Regions from separate parts of the Mus musculus genome. Here region 1 is linked to region 2. A link is a contact called in ENCODE Hi-C or POLR2A ChIA-PET data. All regions are on one chromosome and are shown on one strand. Each heading gives the region's core, a stretch centred on a gene start or an enhancer-like site at or near the end of the contact. The rest is flanking DNA. Distances are from core to core; before and after follow the strand shown.

Region 1 (6,597 bases), core at 136-2,635, 58 kb before region 2:
CAGCTCCTAGCAATCCAATGTCCTTTTCTAAAAGGTCTCAGATGACATCTGCACAGATGTGGCATACATACATACATACATACATACATACATACATACATGCATACGCATGTAAAACACAATCTTTAATAAAAACATCCAGAGCATCTTTGGACTTCCAGACATTTCTTCTTTTTCTTTTTCCTTTATAATTATACGGTGGTGTCTTCCAGTGCCTGCAATGGATTGATTCAGGCACACATATTAATGAAGCCAGTTTGGCTCTTTGGACCTTTGAAAAAGTAAGCAGCGCTTGTGTGTATGCAACTTTGGGGAAATGATTGACGTGGAGGTGAGTGCTGCCCAGAGTTCAAATTCCATAGCTCCAAAGGCACCTTCCACAAGCCCCGGTTAGTAGGGCCCAGCACTGTTGCTGTTGCTCTTATTACATATTCTGGTGACAGGGGATCTATGTAGCTAGGGCACAAGAGCTTCCTTCCTATCTTCAACTGTTCCTTCTAGTTTCCCTTGCAAGGAACTAGAAGGCCTGCACCTGTATCTTTTTCCAGGAAAGAAATTCCCTGAACCCTTATGACTCCAGATGGCTGTACAACTTTCAAGATCAAATAACCCAGTTCACGTCCCTGCCCTCTCGACAAGGATTAAAAAATGATTCAGACCACTTAAAAATATTGCATAAGTCACGATAAAGTTGGCCATCTTCCTTAGTTGTTGGCTGATATCACTAAGGAGCAATTTGGAATTGTTTTACTAAAGAAAACACAGAAGAGAGGCTCAAGCTTTGCTTGTGGAAATTCAGATCAACCTTTTAATTAGAAGCTTTTGATAAGTTGTCTCTCTTTGAGAACGGTATTTTTTCTGGCCTAGAACTCACAACAATCCTCCTGCCGCAATTTCCCTAGTGCTGGCTGGGGATTACAGACCAGAGCCGCCACATCCCATGGATGAATTGTTTACATCCATAGAGCAGTAAACCAGAAGTCCCTACAGGTCATTAACGTGTTGGAATTCCACACATCTTTGTAACTTTCTTGACTTAAAGTAAAAGGTTAGAACCCGAACTTCCAGTTTTGAAGTGGTCTTTTCTGAAGACTCTGGTTAATTTGTCTGCATTTTCCAAAACCCCAAGACGCCCTGCATCTTTGCAATGCAGCTTTCAGGACCCCTGACCTAAGTCAGACAGCAGAAGGCCTCGCCCCGGCTGGCTCCTGCTCTTCTTGTACTGATCTGGGATCTCAGGGCACTGGGCTCAGGAAACCAAGGAGGCCCCCGATATTGTGGCACCAGGTTGGGGTTCCCACGCCCTCATCCCCAATGAGTGGCCCCAGAGTCCCAGTCCAGCCCAGCACAGGGTTCAGCGGCCCCAGGCAGCTGGGCTATCACGTGGCTCGGAGGCTTGGGCGGGGCAGTCAAGCGATATTTTAACAGTCGTTCTGGCCGCTTTGCTGTGTGGTGATCTGGACCGTGCGGACTTGCTCGTCCCTCAGCTCTCCTGTTAGGTAGGTCCTGCACCAGATCTGGCCCTCAGGCCGCTGCTGCTCTGCCTGCACTGGGCTCGGAACTGCAGCAATGGGTCGGTGGGGGAGGAGGGGGGAGGGAGCAGCCCCGGGCTGGTTGGGAAAGCTCTCGCTTTTGTTCTAGAGTTTTCCTTTCTGTTTGCACGTCCTTCTGTGGTAGAGCAACTTGCATTTGTCCGGTCGAGGTTTTATTTAAATGGAAACACCTCACAGAAGAACTTATAAGGTGCATAGTGAGAATTGTCTGGGTTTCCTTTAGTGTCCCACTAGGCAGCACTGGCTGCCCGCAGGCTCTCTATGGTCCAAGCTGGGCTGAAACTCTTGCTCCTCCTCTGCCTCAGCCCCACCTCACCCTTGGAAAACGGAAGGAGATATTTTATGGGCTGCTCCTTGGTATAGATACTGCTCGAAGCTTCTGCTTTCTGGACAGTTCTTCCTAAGGAACTGGGACTTTGGATTGGAGGCAGAGCAGTCTAGACAGGTTCTGTTGCTGGGCAGAAGGCAGTTTCATGTGGGTGTGGGTCACTGGGGATAGGAGATTTTACAGTTCCCTGGAGTGACTTTCTTGAGCTCAGTCAGCATTAAGGCAGCCACTGCTGGTTTCAATCTTGTTCACAAGAGTGGTAAACACCCTCAAGTATCAGTTTGATAGTCCTGATGCTGAGAGCCCGGCATGGTGGCCTGTACCTAATACCAACACTAGTGAAGTAGAGTAGAGAGAGTCAGCCTGGGCTTTAGACAGGCAGAGACTAAGTATAGCAAGGGCCATCTTTAATTCTAGCACTTGGGAGGCAAAGGCAGGTAGGTCTGGTGAGTTCCAGGCCAACCTGGCTAGCCAGGACTGTTACAAAGAGAAATACTGTCTCAGAAAGCCTACAGAAATAAATCCATTAACTAATTAAGGGCAGGTGTTTGGGGGAATCTAAGATGTCTTCTGTTTAAATGGAATTTTCTGCCTTTTGGGTTAGCATTTTTGAGAACAGGCATTTCAGAGGCATTTCTAGTGTCCCATTTAAGAGACAGGACAATGACTACTCTTTCCTATTGAAAGTGTGTAAACAGCCCTGGAGCCTCCAGTCAGGTTGTTGGCCTTGAAAAGGGCTCTGAACTAGAGGGGTGGGGTTGGGGAACTGAAACTGTCTATGCTGGAATTGTGGGCCTGCCTAGGTTGGGACAGGAATTGGTCCTCAATGTTCTGAAACCAGTTTCTTTTCTCTCCAGGCGTCTCTTTTCTCCAGGAGGAAAAAATGGCAGCAGCAGTAGTGGATCCGCAACAGGTATGATTTTTTTTAAGTATTCGTTTCTTGGTCCTTTTTCCTTTCTTGTGATTTGAGTCATTACTATCCACTCCTCCGTGTTTGCAGAGCGTGGTGATGAGAGTGGCCAACCTGCCCTTGGTGAGCTCTACCTACGACCTTGTGTCCTCCGCTTATGTCAGTACAAAGGATCAGTACCCGTATTTGAGATCCGTGTGTGAGATGGCCGAGAAGGGCGTGAAGACCGTGACCTCTGCGGCCATGACAAGTGCCCTGCCCATCATCCAGAAGCTGGAGCCACAAAGTGAGTCTAGATTCTGCGGTCAACACTGAGCCCAAGGGACTGGGTAGGGTGAGTGCTAAGTCACACCAGGGATCCCCCAGGCCTTCCTGAAGCACAATCCCTCCTCTACCCAGAAACTGTCTGCTGACCTTCCTTCACACGGATGGGCTCTTCACAGCCATACCGGTGCTCACTCTTATTACTCTAATAGAAACTTCCCAGCCAGGCGTGGTGCTCACACCCCAGCACTTTGAAGGGAGGTGAAGAGGTGTCAGTTGAAGGCAGACCATGGCTACATAGTGAACTGCAGGCTGCCTGGGCTGTATGAGACAGTGTCTCAAAAAGGAAAAACAAACAAACAAACAAACAAACAACAACAACAACCCTATACTCGAGGGTGTGTGCCGTTAGTCCAATTAGGCAGGCAGATCTTTGTGTTCAAGCCCACTTTAGTCTACCTAACAAAATCCAGGCTAGTCAGAGCTATATAGTGAGAACGTGTCTCAAGACAAGACAACAAACCAAAAAGAAAAGAAAAAGTAAATTTCCAAAACACTTTTGTGTTAATAACTGAAATTACAAAGGCATCATCCAAGGGGGTTTCCTGAGTTAGCTTTCTCATACAGCGTGTGCAGATTGAAAAAACAAAATTTGATTACATTTGTGTTTACATTTTGTGTCTGCATGTGTGTATGCATTTGTGTGTAGATGCATGCCGTGCCAATGCTCAGAGAATACCAGATCTAATTCAGGTCCTCAGGCTGGGTATTGAGCTCCCTTACCACTGAATTAGCTCCCCGCCCAAACTTTTCTTTTTTTTCTTTTTTCTTTTTTAGATTTAATTATTTATTATAGGAGTGTACTGGCTAGTTTTGTGTCAACTTGACACAGCTGGGGTTATCACAGAGAAAGGAGCTTCAGTTGAGGAAATGCCTCCATGAGATCCAACTCTAAGGCATTTTCTCAATTAGTGATCAAGGGTGAAAGGCCCCTTGTGGGTGGGACCATCTCTGGGCTGATAGTCTTGGGTTCTATAAGAGAGCAGGCTGAGCAAGCCAGGGGAAGCAAGCCAGTAAGGAACATCCCTCCATGGCCTCTGCATCAGCTCCTGCTTCCTGACCCGCTTGAGTTCCAGTCCTGGCTTCCTTGGTGATGAACAGCAGTATGGATGTGTAAGCCGAATAAACCCTTTCCTCCCCAACTTGTTTCTTGGTCATGATTTTTGTGCAGGAATAGAAACCCTGACTAAGACAAGGAGCATACTGTAGCTGTCTTCAGACACTCAAGAAGTGGGAGTCAGATCTCATTACAGATGGTTGTGAGCCACCATGTGGTTGCTGGGAATTGAACTCAGGCCCTTCGGAAGAGCAGTCAGTGCTCTTAACCACTGAGCCATCTCTCCAGCCCCCAAACTTTTCTTTTTGAGACAAGGTTGCGCATTGTAGCTCATGCTGGCCTGACCCGCAAACTCACTATGTAACTTTGTCCTCAGGGATATCCCCCTGGCTTAGCCTCTCAAATGGCTAGGATTACAGACCTAAGCCAACGTGCCTGGCTTATACAGTACTGGGGATAGAACTTTGCTGATCTACATCATCAGCCTAAAACTTTTAATTTAATTTTATTTTTCTTTTGTTCCCCCTCTCAACCCCCTCAAAACTTTTAATTTTTAATATTAACATTATTGAGATAAGAAAACGCATTGTACAGTTAATCTACTTATGTTAAAAATGGCTATACCTCACTGGAAGGGTGCTTTCCTGGCATGTATGAGACCCTGGATTCAATCCCCAGAACTGCAAACAGTGAGAACAAGCTCGTTTTCAGGAGTAGTCAGGCCCACTTCCTTCCATCCCCTCAGGTTGCTCTTTAACCTATTTTTATATAAGATAATTTCTGGCCTTTGGTACAATCAGAGTCATAAAATAAGATCTTCTGCAACAGGCTTCTTTTACTTAGCATAGAGGTTTTCAGGATTTCTCCGTGACACAGCATTGTATGTACTTCATAGCCACACAGATGCTCATGTTATATCTGTATTTAATTCCTTTTTATGGAGGAATAATATCACATAGTGTGGGTAGAACATATTTGTCTTAGGGCTACTATTGCTGTGATGAGACATCATAAATCCAAAAGCAATTGGAGGAGCAAAAGCTTTATTTGGCTTACATATTCTGAATCATACATAGTCCATTAAGGGAAGCCAAGACAGGAACTCAAACTGGTAGGAACCTGGAGGCAGAAGCTGACTCTGAGGCCATGGGAGAGTGCTGCTTAACTGGCTTGATTCTCATGGCTTGCTCGGCTTGCTTATAGAACCCAGGACCACGTCAGGGGTGGCCCTACCCATATTGGGCTGGACACTCCCTCATCAATCACTAATTAAGAAAATGCCTCCTGGTTTGTGCTATCTTTTGGAGACAGTTTCTCTGTTGAGATTCCCGCCTGTCTGATGTCTCTAGCTGTGTTAAGTTGACATAAAAACTAGCTAGACAGTGCGCCTCCCACTGTGTGTGTGTATGTGTGTGTCTGTGAGTTTCTCTGTGTGTAGGCATGTGGAGGTGTTGGATTGATGCCAGGAACCTCCCTGAATCACCCTTTGAGGCAGAATCTCGCAATCAAACACCAGAGCTCACTGCCATGGCTCCTCAGGCTAGCCAGGCTGCTCCTCAGATGTTCAGTTAAAGCAGAGGCCATGGTAACAGAGGACTTGTAGTCCACATTATGTGGATTCTGGGGCTCTGAATGCTGGTTCTCACTGGTTCTCAAGCTTTTGTGCTTGAGACACTTTTAACCACCAAGCTGTCTCTCCAGCCCCAACAATTGATCGGTTCATCAACTGATGGACATTTAGGTAGTGTCTACCTTAGGAAGATGAATGGTGCTTCTGTGGACATATGTATGTTCACCCCAAGTTTTGGGCGTAGTATTTTCAGTCTCCTTCGTATGTACTTAGGAGTAGAACTGCTGGGTCTTTAATAACTGCATTTAAATTTCAGAGGGACTTGGGATTGGAGAGAGGTGACGGAGGGTTAAGAGCACTGGCTGCTCTTCCAAATAACCTGGGTGAGATTGCCACCACCCACATGGTCCTTACAACTATCTGTAACTCCAACTCCAGGGGACCCAATGGCTTCTTTGGTCTCCCACAGACACCAGGCTTGTACACTTGGTACACAGACATACATGCAAGCAAAACACCCAACCGTACACATTCAAATGTTTTTCTTCAATTTTAGAGGAACTACTAGACTCTCCAAATCTCTCCAAAAACATAAATGAACTGCTTTAAACAAACATTTGCATCATTCCCCCCACCCCCAAAGGGTAAATTATGGTCTAGGATTATAAGGACCACTTAAGAAACAGCTATCCCAACACTTCGAACTCCCTAATGAATTTGGTGTGGATTCTTGACCCGTTATCTTTAAGGGGGAAGCTTGGACTGAAACAAACCTAGGCCTTGTTAGGAAGATCCAGGGTGCTCCTGTCACTGGTGAGACCCCAGCATGTATCTCTATGTACTGAGATAAATAGG
Region 2 (7,292 bases), core at 3,006-5,505:
CTGTGCTCAGAGGATGTAATTTACAAAAAGGTTTTAAGATCAAGAGAAATTTAAAAATTAAGTAAAAAGTACTAGAGGTTCTTTACTTACTTTTCCTATCTTGAAATTTTTCCAGTTGGGCCTGGTGTTGCATATCTTTAATCCTAGAACTCTGAAGGTTTTGAGAGGTAGGAGGCAGGAGGATCAGAGTCCAAGGCCAGCCTCTACTACATAGTGAATTTGAGACCATGCTATTTTACAGGAGTCTCTGTCTCAAGAAAGATAACACCATCAACAAAGTTTCTTTTGCACACGAAATTGTCTCTTTTTGGAAGTGCATTGTTTAGGTTTAAGGGCAGCAAAAGAGTGCTAATGTATTTAAACTCAAGGCCACAGTCTTGCTAGTCTTAAGTAACTGTAGTTTGTGGTTTAAATATTCTCATTTAAGCCAGGTACATTCGGGAGGCAGAGGCAGGCACATCTTTGGGAGTTCAAGGCCAGGCTGGTTTCCGTAGTGAGTTCTACATAGGCTAGGAATACATAATGAAACGGTATCTCCACACACCCAAACCTTCTCATTGAGCTGTGTTCATGAAAACAAGCACTTCCTTTGCAGGCAATTTGGGTTCTAGCAGTTGCCTTGATACTTGTTGACTCAGTCATCAGGAAACACAAAACTAGATCCTAAAGTGTATGGTTCTTTCCCCTTCCCAGGTCCTCTTAAAATTAAAAAAACAAAAACAAAAACAAAAACAAAAACAAAAACAAAAAAACCTTCTTAACTTGCCTCAGTGCTGGATTTACTATAAAGATTAAGACACTGAATATAGCAGGACTTTCTCTGGACTTCCAGTGGATGGAATAAGGAAATGGAGACTTGCTGTTTTTAAAAGCCTAGGTACTATAGCTGGGCAGTTTCTCAGCTATTATACTCCACCAAATCCTGGCCTCTGTCCCTCCATATGGCCCTTTTCCTGTCTTTCTCCTTCAATCCCATGTCATGCTGGTGAATCCCCACATCTGGTTCTTCTCCCAGAAACTCTCTCTCTGCTAAGAAGTTCTGCCTTTCCTCTCCTGGCAGCTATTGACTTTCATATTTTTATTAAATCAACTAGTAAGTGAGGAAGGTATTACAAAATATTGGGGTAGGTGATAATTTGTAAGAATAACAAAACCAAAATGTGGACAGTACTCAGCTATCTGCTGGTACAGCATTCAATATTTGAATATACAAAGACAACCTTCACACAATGCACGAAAAGATTATATCAACAACTGAATTTGTGAGGTTAGTGGCACAAAACATTGCTGGTCACAAAACAGTATCAAGTATTAAGTAGCTAAATATATTCTATAAACTAAAATATAAATACATATTTTAGTAACTATGAATGTCCTTTTTGCCCAGGTCATGGTCACAAAGTATGATTTCTCACTAAAGCAGGGGTTCTGGAAGAAATGGCTGATTTCAGGTCTGCACAGGAACTGCCCAAAATGAGCCTTCAATTTCTTGGAAATTTGAGTAAGTCCTCATTGTCCAAATAAAGGATAATTTGAATATTTATATGGATAACAAATCCAGCAAATTGAATCCTGTACATCTGTGTAGTTCCACAAATTCATGTGTGAATATATGAGATGTGGAGGGGTTGGGCTTCAAGGTTAGGAGGTTGAGATTATGGAAGTGTTAGAGCAAAATTGACAACATAAAGGGTTTTATACCATGAGCAGAATGGAAGACAGACTTAAACAAGGTCAGTTAACTGAGAGGCTGGGATATTTAAAAAGTCACCTATGTGGATAATAATCAAACACCAAAACTTCCTGTGAGCAATGTCAGATCTTAGAATGAACTCTGGTGCTTTGGAAAGCTTACAGATGGCCTCCTTGCAAACTACAGGAACTTAATTTTACAGGAACTGGTGCTTTTAGTAAGTCAGGAGGCAATAACTGCTTGATATGGTAATGTGAAATATGATAGTTCCCTACCTCGAAGGACTTGTTATACAAGGGATGTTCGAGAAAGAATAGCCAGAAGTTCAGGGTGCTGGAAGGGGAAGCTGTATACTTAGGTGAAGGGAGCCTCCTAGCCTGGAGAGTGTAGTGGTGGAGTCATAGAGTAGGACTCTGGTGATGGCTTTAAAGTCTGAGGTCTTGGGGCTTTCTAGCTCTCTAACTGTACTGAAATGCTGATGATAACTTCTAAAACGTCCTTCTGAGGGTAAAAGACTGCTGGTTTAGGTGATTAATAACTGTAGCCTAACAGCAGAGGATTAAACAATGTGCCTTTGTTCCATCTCGGCAGGAACTGCTGGGCTCTAACTTTCAGCCTGCTAGTCAGAAGTCACAGGAAGAAAAAGGGACACTTAGAAAAGTTATTATAGCATTTATTACTAAGTTGTAAAAAGTTTCCTATGGAAGCCATCTAAGGGGAAAAGCGAAAAGATCCTAAGTGGGAAAAGGAAAAGGGAAAAATTCTTCTAAGGGGGGAAAGGCAAAAAATTCTAGTCTAAGTGGGGAAAGGCTTTAAAAAATTCTTCTTTCTCATTTGTCTTCAGTACCTATACATCTTTCAGAATACATGATCACAAAGTTCACACAAAAAATCAAATCATAAATTGAAATAGAAGTTTACAATAGAGAATGTCTACATTCGTATCCATTAGGAATAATTTTCTGGCTAAACATCCATCACCTGTCTCAGCTCCACAGGTTCACTGAAGGTTTAAAACCATAACTAAGTTATTAGTGAAGTTTTGTATAGATAAACCCAGTCAATATTTTATCTTCTGTCCTAGCACCTATAATAAATCATTAGTTCCCTTTATATGACTTTTGGTTAATTGTTTTATCACCTCTTGGAATGTGCTCTGAATAGGAGAAAATCTGGTTACCATCTAAGAACTGGTAACATGTGGAAAATTGGCCGAGTTCTCATTGCAGTTTTGACTATCAAAAACGACTTAATAGGAGTCCCAGTAAAAATGAGCTTAATAATCACAGATAAAATTTTAGGAATTCTTATAGGATCATCATGATGACTTAAGTCATCTATTTGTCTATATGGCATCACTACAAGACAATACATCTTCATGGATCTGCAGAGATCTGCTCCAAAGGGGTGTGCTACTACTTAGTGATTGTTATATATTTTTAATAATAACAGGAAAAGCAATATTAATAGCAGGAATCTTCCCTAAAATGAATTCCTTACAGCCTTGCTTAATAAGGGTGCACCTGTCGCAGGTCATCTAATAATCCGAAGTAGACCACTTCAGGATGATGCTTGTCCCATTATGACTCCTGACACTCAGCAGAGAGACAGACTTTGTTGTAGTTGTTATTCGAGATAGGGTTTCTCTGAATAGCTCTGGCTGTCCTGGAACTCACTCTGTAGACCAGGCTGGCCTGCAACTCAGAAATCCGCCTGTCTTCTCCTCCCAAGTGCTGCCCGGTGAGAGACAGATTTCTAGTACAGCAAGTTGAAGTATGGCTGGTGGTGCCTCCCACAAAGATGGAGAGCATTCCAGAATTAGGAATTCAGGGTCATCTTCCTTTGGGAAGGGAGTTCAAGGCCAGAGGAGGCTAAAAGAAATCTCGACTTGCAACCTCCACGACCAAAGAAACATTTGATAATAAAAATTTTGCCAAGCACTCTAGATGAGGTGATCAATGAACAACTCCATCGGCCCCTGTGACTCTTGCCCATTAATTCATATAGTAGGAAGGCAGGTACAGTCTTCGACGCCAGACTGCGCTACATAAAGTTAGAGCTACATAGCAAGATCCTGCCTTTTTGGTTTTGCTTTGTTTTATTTCGAGACAGGGTTTCTTTGTGTAGCTCTGGCTGTCCCGGAAATCAGTAGTGTTCTCGAACTAACAAAGTTCTTCTCCTCTGAGTACTGGGATTAAAGGAGTACACCGCTGCCTCCACCGGACAAGACCCTGTCTTAAAATAAAGGAAAAGATGATTTGTTTAGGGCCATACACCTGCATCACTCACTATAAGGAGCTACAATGTAGCTTTTACTGAACAGCAATCACAACCCGAGCAACAGAAACCTAAAACGCAAAGAATCCGGAACTAAGGCCGGGAGGGCTCTAGAAAACACCCGGTTTCCGGACCTTGGGGCAATTGGCTGGTCACGCAATGCTTTGTGGGTCTTATAGTTTCTCTCAGGGACTTCATGTGCCCGGAGACAGGGATGCATTGCATGGTGGGAGATTGAGTCCTCTTAGGAAGACCAGTCCCGGAAGTCGGGACTGCGCCTGCGCCTGCGCAGTGTAGTCTTCCGCAAGCGCGGGAGTCTTGGTTTGCGTGGAGCGCTGCAGTCACTGTCTGTTTTTCTGGGCGCGTTCGGCCTTTTGTGGTGGGATGGCTCTCGGAGAGGAGGCAGCGGGCGGCCGCCGCAGAGGGGTTGTCGTCACCCCGGGATGCCTGTAGGAGGGGTCCAAGGGTCCTCACGGCTTCGGTGCCTTCGTTTTCCTCCGTCACAGTCGCCCTGCCCGTGGAAAGCATGAGCTCGGCCCGGGACTCCGCTTTCGAGAAGCAGCATCTCTGGATGTACCTGCAGGCGCTGGGCTTGGATCCGAGCTCCAGCATCACGTTCGGCGGGAAGATGGTGCCGCACGCGCACCTTGGAGAGTAAGGAGATCTGGGGCGGTGGCGCGGTCCTTGGCGTCCAGTCACTGGCGGCAGAACCCTGTGGTGGGGGACTGGTCGTCACCAGTGTAAGGGATGCGGGTGCGGGACGCTTTAGAGGCGTGCTCTGCAGTTGAGGCACAACGGCGGGCCCGCTTAACCCTGCCTTCGTGGTCTGTAGTTGGTGGGAGGCGTCGGGGAACTATATATGCAAACATCTTATAAGTAGTTAACTGTGGGTTTAAACTTTGAATCCGAACTAAAACATGTTACAGCTAGCAAAAACATAATAATGTGTGGGAATGAAAATCAAAAGCCGATACCCTTTCCTTTGCCACTTCAGTTATGGTTGCGATCACAAAAAGAAATACTTTGTTTATATTTGTATACTTTAGACACGAGCTTCCGGTTTCAGGCCCCCTTTCCTCCTTATAATTTAATGGAAAGAATGATTCTATTATTACTATATCACCATCATCACCATTATTACTATTTTTTTTTTTCGAGACAGGGTTTCTCTGTATAGCCCTGGCTGTCCTGGAACTCACTTTGTAGACCAGGCTGGCCTTGAACTCAGAAATCCGTCTGCCTCTGCCTCCCAAGTGCTGGGATTAAAGGCGTGCGCCACCACCGCCCGGCTACTATTATTTTTATTTTGAGACAAAACCCCCCTCTCTGTAGTAATGGGAGGTGTGCTGGGATTTTAATTCCATCGCCTTGCTCCTCCAGATTGCTGTTTTGCTTGCTTGTATGTCTTGTGTGAGGTTGTCAGATCTTCTGGGACTGGAGTTACAGTTTAGATCTGCCATGTGGATTCTGGGAATTGAACCCGTGTCTTTTTGGAGGCGCAGACACTGTTAGTAACCTGAGACATCTCTCCAGTCTCAATGAATTTTGTCTTTTGTTTGATTTTTGTTTTTGTTTGTTTGTTTATTTTTCAAGACAAGGCTTCTGGACCTCTTTTTGTGGACAGGCTAGCCTTGAACTCAGATACCAGCCTGCCCTTGCCTCTTATGTGCTGGGGATTAAAACGTCCCACCAACCATCCCTAGTTAAATTAACTTTGTTTTGTTTTTTGATGCTTTAGACATTTTTATGCAACCTCAGTTAAGTAGGTATATGATAGTATGCAATCATTCACTTGTAGTAGGTTATACATGTTATTTTAAAGCAATTCCATGGCATACATGTAATTTTACTATTAGGGACGAAAGTAAATTTGCATACTAAAGGATGCTCCCCCATTTTTTTCCTTTGAGATGGATGATTATATACCATGGCCTCCAGCTCTGTTTGCCTCTCTTGCTTAAGTGTTGATATCATGTTAACTTTTGGTTGATGCATTTTCAGAAACTTTTGCTGCTGTTACATTTCAGCCCTCACATAACTATGCTACCAGAATAGGGTGATGAAGTTTCCAGAAACAGGGCTGGCTGGGCATGACGGTGCATGCCTTTAATCCCAGCACTCGGGAGGCAGAGGCAGGTGGATTTCTGAGTTCAAGGCTAGCCTGGTCTACAGAGTGAGTTCCAGGACAGCCAGGGCTACAGAGAAACTCTGTCTCGAAAAGAAAAGGAAAGAAAAGAAAAGAAAAGAAAAGAAAAGAAAAGAAAAGAAAAAAGAAACCGGGCTGGAGACAGTTTCTGTTATGTTCCTCATGTTCCTCACCAAGGACAAGAATAATCTGGGGATAGATCCGTCATCTGTTGCCCCCATCTATTTAATTGTTATCTTTTTGTTTTTCTTCAATTTTTGTTTTTTTTTTTTTTTTTCCAAGACAGGGTCTCACTATTTAGCTCTCTGGCTGTCCTGGAATGCATTATGTAGACTGGGTTGGCTTCAGACTCATGAGAGATCCATTTGCCTCTGTTTCCTAGGTACTGGGACTAAAGGCATGAGACTCTGCTCCCAGCTGGTCTTGTGCTTGTGATAATCCTCTTGCCTTGGCTTCTGGAGTGCTGGGATTGATTGCAGGAGTGTGCCATTGTGCCTGCATGTATTTTGTCAGTATAATTTCAGTTCTAATGGTTGTGTTAATGCACCTAGGTATCTTATTTTTAATCTCTCTCTCTCTCTCTCTCTCTCTTTCTTTCCTTCCTTTTTTCTTTCTTCCTTTCTTCCTTTCTTTCTCTTCCTCCTCCTTTTTCCTCCTCATCTTCCCCTTCCTCCTCCTCTTCCTTCTTTTTCCTCTTCCTCCTTCTTTTTCTTCCTTTTTTTTTTTTTCTTTTTTGGAGAAAAAGGTTTTAATATCTCAGGCTGGTCTCAAACTCCAGATATGACCTTAATCTCCTAATCCTTCTGCCTCCACCTCCAAGTGTCAGGTGTGGTAGAAGTATGTACCACCATTCCCAGTTATTCATCTGTTTCTTAGTTTTTGTTTCATTTATTGTCTGTGAGTGTGCAAGTGCGAGCCACAGCAAGTGTGTGCAGGTCAAAGGACAATGTGTAGTTAGACGATTTATTTACTTGAGTTTGGGAATAGAATTCAGATCTTCAGGCTTGCATTTCTGGGAGGCAAGTTCCTTTCCTTAGGTGTCTCATCTATTCTTGATTTCTCTCAATATTTGTGTGGAGTCAAGTCTTTCCTGCCACCATGTGGGTGTCCCAGGGATGGAACTCAGGTAGTAAGGCTTAGTGGCAAGCACCTTTACCTGCTGAGCCACCTAGAACA

The links. Hi-C counts contacts between places; a loop is a spot of excess contacts on that map. ChIA-PET counts read pairs that join two places held with the same protein, here RNA polymerase II (POLR2A).
Region 1: POLR2A ChIA-PET joins it to region 2 with 10 read pairs in embryonic stem cell. The contact joins the promoter of Plin2 here to the promoter of Haus6 in region 2. A Hi-C loop is called at or near these places in 4 of 37 maps with a recorded cell type or tissue (Patski, T-helper 17 cell and regulatory T cell). POLR2A ChIA-PET finds 5 or more read pairs at or near these places in 4 of 5 experiments (Patski and embryonic stem cell).

The regions. Positions count from the first base shown.
Region 1 is chr4:86,664,847-86,671,443 of GRCm38, reverse strand. Plin2 (perilipin 2) reads left to right here and starts at 1,385. Exons shown (of 8, transcript NM_007408.3): 1 at 1,385-1,499; 2 at 2,739-2,794; 3 at 2,882-3,077. The coding sequence starts at 2,765.
Region 2 is chr4:86,609,018-86,616,309 of GRCm38, reverse strand. It overlaps Haus6 (HAUS augmin-like complex, subunit 6), which reads left to right and starts at 4,255. Exons shown (of 17, transcript NM_173400.3): 1 at 4,255-4,624. The coding sequence starts at 4,497.